2 separate regions of the Homo sapiens genome follow, and region 2 is linked to region 1. A link is a loop called in an ENCODE intact Hi-C map of the cell type or tissue named here. Cell type or tissue: ascending aorta. All regions are shown on one strand. Each heading gives the region's core, and the rest is flanking DNA. Links, peaks and the distances in the headings are about the cores only.

The links. A loop is a pair of places that touch in the nucleus more often than their neighbours do. Peaks named below come from ENCODE experiments on the same cell type or tissue, not always from the same donor. Only the 100,000 strongest peaks of a DNase experiment are listed, where the experiment ranks them.
Region 2: a loop joins it to region 1, with 1.8 times the contacts of the local background. A loop is called at or near these places in 3 of 110 quality-filtered maps.

Annotation. Positions count from the first base shown.
Region 1 is chr1:179,913,597-179,916,522 of GRCh38, forward strand. It overlaps TOR1AIP1 (torsin 1A interacting protein 1), which reads left to right. Exons shown (of 10, transcript NM_015602.4): 9 at 402-458. Among named protein-coding and RNA genes, the nearest start is that of TOR1AIP1, 33 kb to the left of the region's middle. In ascending aorta, for the core only: no CTCF peak of the experiment used is centred there; no DNase peak of the experiment used is centred there.
Region 2 is chr1:180,003,506-180,006,431 of GRCh38, forward strand. All of the region lies in intron 7 of CEP350 (centrosomal protein 350), which reads left to right. Among named protein-coding and RNA genes, the nearest start is that of CEP350, 50 kb to the left of the region's middle. In ascending aorta, for the core only: no CTCF peak of the experiment used is centred there; no DNase peak of the experiment used is centred there; H3K27ac peaks cover 260 bases.

The DNA.
Region 1 (2,926 bases), core at 239-2,738:
GGCAAGAGTTCAATATATGGCAGTTTTTCAGATGGTATAATATGTTTCATTTTATTATGGTGTGCTTAGTTTCTTTGTCCTTTTTATCCCGGAAGTTTCACCAATCCCATTAGATACTTAATGGGTCAAATACTTCCAAACTTTCTCTCAAAACTAATTATTGTGTGCTTTGTACTAGACCCCACCATATGCTGTGAAAAGCTATGAAAGAAATAGGTCATGTGTTTCAAGGAGCTCTCAGTCTAATCGGCACTCAGATATTCTACTTTTTCTTCTGCTTCTGGCTGATCTCTGTCTTCTTTTTTTCCTGGTGGAATTTGTATCTTCTTTGTCTACTAGAAATAAATACTCAAATTATGAAGCATAAGTTGATAGTCTTATTTTATTACTCTCACCATTAGATGACAGCATTCTGAAATCAGAGCTTGGAAACCAGTCACCATCAACCTCCAGCCGACGTAAGTTTATGTATTCAGTTTTTATTAAATATTTCTGTAAAATTGGTATTCCATAATTGTTTAAAAATGTTTTTTGACAGCAGTATGACTCGATGCTATTTGAAGAATCACATTTTAAGCACTTGAGAGGAAAAAGTATATATTCTACTAGCAGTGAAATTCTTTATAGACAAACTTTATGAGACAACATCTGGTATTGCTCTTCACTTAACTGTCTATAAGACCAAAAATAATAGCTAAAATAAGTAAAGCTACTAATACTGTTAACTGAGAAAACCATGCTGAATTGAAAGAAAGTTAGCCAGAGCATGACTTTATGGGATTACAATGGCTTTCGGAGTCTGCAAACCTGTATTTGAACTAGATTGGACCACTTACCTCCTTTACAGCCTTGTGGCAAGTTTCTTTAGTTCTCCAAGTCTTATTGTCCTGAAAGAGTACTAAGAAAATAACTTAATGGGCTGAGCGTGGTGGCTCATGCCTGTAATCTCAGCACTTTGGGAGGCCAAGGCAGGCGGATCATGAGATCAAGAGATCGAAACCATCCTGGCCAACATGGTGAAACCCCATCTCTACTAAAAATACAAAAATTAGCTGGGCGTGGTGGCACACGCCTGTTGTCCCACCTACTCAGGAGGCTGAGGCAGGAGAATCACTTGAACCCAGGAAGCGGAGGTTGCAGTGAGCCGAGATTGTGCCACTGCACTCCAGCCTGGCAACAGAGCGAGACTCTGTCTCAAAAAAAAAAAAAAAAGAAAATAGATTAATGATGATTCTGAAATTTTTTGTTCTTGGTACCGCTTTACACTAGTAAAGTTATTAAGAACCTCAAAGAGCTTTTTGTTGAAAATATGGGTTATGTCTATCCATATGTACCAGGAAATTAAAGTTGAAACATTTTTTAAAATATGTATTAATTTATTTTAAAATAATTTAGCAAGAAGAGTAACAGATCAGATTGCTTTGCATTTTTTCTAATCTCTTTAATGCCTAGCTTTAAAAAATGGATTTGGATTATCATATATGCTTCTGTATGCAGTCTGTTACAATATATTATTTTTGTTGAAGTATCTACAAAAAATCCAGCTTTTATACAGATATGAAAAATTTTAATAGCCTCTTCAGATAATTGTGGCTATTCTTTTTTGAACTCTCCAAAACTCAACAAGTGGTAGTTTCTTAAATGTTACTTGAAATAGGATATCTAAAACCATCTTACTGAGCTTTTAGTACTCTATTACATTAAAAGTCATTGGTCTTTCTTATACTTTGAATGGAGTATCATGCACTGGTCATTTGGAAAACATTGGTTCACTGAGGAATGCAGATTTTCCAAACATTGACACATTAGGAATGTAATAAAAAATATCACATTTGTTAACATCACTGCCAATCTCAAGACTTTAAAAAAGTGTTAAAGGGTGGGGTTCGTGGCCCATGCCTGTAATCCCAACATTTTGGGAGGCCCAGGCGGATGGATCACCTGAGGTCAGGAGTTCAAGACCAGCCTGGCCAACATGGCAAAACCCTGTCTCTACTAGAAATACAAAAACATTAGCTGGGAATGGTGGCACGCACCTGTAATCCCAGCTACTTAGGAGGCTGAGGCAGGAGAATCACTTGAACCTGGGAGGCAGAGGTTGCAGTGAGCCAAGATCGCACCACTTCATGTCATCCTGGGCCACAGAGCGAGACTCCATCTCAGAAAAAAAAAAGAAAGTGTTAAAGTACAATATTGGGAGTTGTCAAGCTCATGGTGGCAGATTTAGGATTCTAAAATCCTAATTTTCACTTGAAAGCAAATATCTGCCAAATACACAAGTCTGACTGTAGTTTGTTACTTGTTCTTTCAAGTAAAAAATAGTATTCCATGAAAAATGTGCTAATTCGCCTTGTAATTCATTTGCACAAAATTCTTTTCCTTGAGACAACCATGGTACTGTATGATGCAGCAGAAGTGCTTTGTGCATACCTTCCATTTGTTCAGAAAGAATATTGACATATGTACTCAAGGATTCAGATTTAATAAGATAAATAATTAACTGCTTCATAAAGGACATTCTTAAGTAAAAGAATGTCCCTTTGTTAAATCTTGAATGCATGGCAGTGAAAAATAACAATGACTACACTCGTACAGTTTGGTGCCACTGCCCTGTAACTCATGCTAAGGCATCAGAAGTTTTTCTCACCATAGCTTTTGCGTCATCAGTGCAAATGTCAACACAAGGTGAAAGTCAAATAACATCTTAGTGTTAGAAGAATAGCTTTAACTTCATGGACCCCCCTCCCCACAAAATAGGGTCTTGAGGTACCCCACAGACCACGCCTTGAGAATTGCTGCTCTAAAAGGTCCCTACTAAAATTAATAGCCTGAAACAGTCAATAAGTAAAAGATGTAAAAGTATTATTGTTACTATCAACTGAATAAATGAAGTAGAATATGAGAAAGTACTTTATAAACCGAAAAG
Region 2 (2,926 bases), core at 277-2,776, 90 kb after region 1:
GCTATTTTTAAACTGAGGGACTTTCAGAGTTGGGACTGCCTGATTTGAAGGAAACATAGCAGAATTTAGTTGAAGTTTACTTCTGCTTAGGCCTCTGAGATCTTTGAAGTAGTGAGTAATTTGTCAGGCAGCAGGTAAGATACTTACATGAGAGCAAGATACCAAAAGAAAAATAAGTATTATAGGAAGGGAATAAGTTAGGAATTAGAAACAGGAGGAACCCATGGAAGACTGGGAGAGGGTAATAGGAAGGTCATACTAATAATGGTACTACCTACCGAATAGTATGAGCTTGGGCAAGATGCTGAGTGGGCTTTTCTATTTTTTACAGTTGAGGAAATGGAGGCTCAAAGAGTCATTTTCCTAGGGTTGGATAGAGTAATTAAGAATTGAAGCCAAGATTCAAAACCCACTCTGATTCTAAAGTGTGAGGTCTTTGTAGTAAGCCCTCACAAAGCTTCTACTAATACATTTCTGTGGCATTAAGTGTCCGATCCAGTTTTCTTGCTATTATTATACAACACTCTATTCAGAAATTTTTTTCTCATGTGCAAAGGAAGAATAATGTAATAGTTAAGAGCCAAGATTTTGGAATCAGCTTTCAAGGCTTCCAGTTCTGCCTCTGTCAGTTATTAGTTGAGTATACTAGCTATGTTACATAACTTCTCTTTATTGGTTTTTTCATCTGTAAGATAGGGATAATAACAATATACCTCATAGGATAGTATCATTATAGACTAGTAGAATATGTCAAAAGACTTTGATATTCTGCCTTCTCTCTTGTTACGGTAGATGAACTATGATGTTCCTAGCTAAGACTAACCCATCTACTTGTGTTTTAGATTCCATTTGCTCTGACGTATTTAAGGATGTTACTTCAGCCCTGTTGCCTTTCTTTTGCATGATCAAGTTTTCCCTCTCTACCAGGTCATGCTCATCAACATACTATGTGATAACATGCTGTTATATCAGTCATTGTAAAAGAACCCCTCTTTTGGCCTTACTTTTCTCCAGCTGCTGCCCTGTTTGTTTCTTGTTTTCAGCAAAACTGCAAAAAGTTGCCTTATGCTCATTGTCTTCAATTTGTCTCCTCTCTTTCTCTTAAATCCTTTCTATAGGTGTTTGTCCCTATTTATCAAGATCATCAGTGACTTCCACATTGCTAAATGCAATATTTAATACTAATTTGTTATGATCTGTCAGCAGCATGATTGATCACTTCTTCTTTGAAATTTTCACTTGACATCTAGAATACTATAAGTATCTGGTTTTCCTCCTAAACCTAATTATTCTTTTTCAGTTGTTTTTTTCCTAATCATCAGGATGCCTTGACCTCAGTCCTCAGAGCTTGGGCAGGCAGGCTGGCTGGCTTGCTTGCTTGCTTGCTTGCTTGCTTGCTTGCTTTCTTTCTTTCTTTCTTTCTTTCTTTCTTTCTTTCTTTCTTTCTTTCCCCTCTCTCTCTTTTTTTAAATTTCTTTTTTTTTTCTTAACCTTCTCCCCTTCCTTTTCTTCCCTTTCTTTCATTTTCTCTCTCTCCAATCCCCCTCCCTCTACTCACTCTATTTTTCTTTCTTTTTTTTTACAGCTTATCTATCTGCACACAGGACAAATTTGTCTAGTCTCAGGGCTTTAAATGTTCCCTGTTGCTAGTGATTCCCAAAGTAATGTCTTTAGCCCACACTTCCCCTCTGAACTCACTTGTATCCAGCTGCTACTTCCATGTCTCCCTTTGGATGTATAATAGATTTCTCAACCTTAATATATCCAAAATGGAACTAACTAAATAAATGTGGTCATGATATACCCCTTAAACCTGCTACTCTGGTAGTGTCTCCATGTCATTTAATTCTATCCCTCTAATTGTTCAGGCCCCCAAATCTTGTCATTCTTGAGTATCACACCCCCGCCTCATATTTTGTATGTAATATTGTCTGAAATATACTTAGAATATAATCACTTTCACCACTTCCATTACCACCACCTAGATCGAGGCCACCATCAGTTTCCTATCTGGATTATTCTGGTAGTCTCCTCACTGGTCTCCCTCTATCTGCTCTTCTTCTAATGAGTCTATTGTCATAACTTGCTAAAAATTAATTTAGATTAATTTTGCTCCTTTGTTCATAATCTCTCAAAACCTTCCATCTCATTCTTGAGTAAAACCTGAAATTCTTACAGTGGCCTAGATGGCCCTGCATGATCTAGCCCTTAGTTATATGTCTCTGACCGTAGTTCCTACTAATCTTCTCTTTTTTCAGTCCACTCACACTGACCTGCTTGCTGGGTTTCTTTTTAGATACTAGGTATGGTCCTGCTTTAAGGCCTTTACTTATACTTATTTCCACTCTACCCAGAATGCAGAACTCTACACATATTTTAAAGTACATTCATTCAGATCCGTAATTGAAGTTAATTTTTTAAGCTTAACATGTGTAATCAGTTTATTTCTGCAAGTTGGATTTTTAAAAAATTAGTAATAATGTGTATATAAAATACCTTGACATGTTTCACTAGCATCATCATAAAGAGGCCTTAATTTAAGAATATTATATTGAGTATTTCGTAAAGTTTTTATATAGAAATTTCTAAATGAAATAGGAATCTGTGAGAGTGCTCACCTCTGAGATCCTATAAAATGCAATGATCCTGACTTGGAAAGCATTTGTGAAACTAAGTAAACTTCTCAAGAGTTTCTTAGAAGAATAAATAAATAACAAAGGATTGGAACCCAATACTGGAGTGGTGGTAATCTTCATATATTTTCCAACTCCTTTTTTCCATAAAAGGAGTTGATGTTGGTATTATGTGGGCCATAGAAGTAGCCTCAGTGTAGGTTTCTTTCTCCCTACCTGCAGCATATACTTTATACAGATTTTTCCTATGGGCGGAGGATAAGTGAGGGAATGAAAATCATTGTTATATTTGC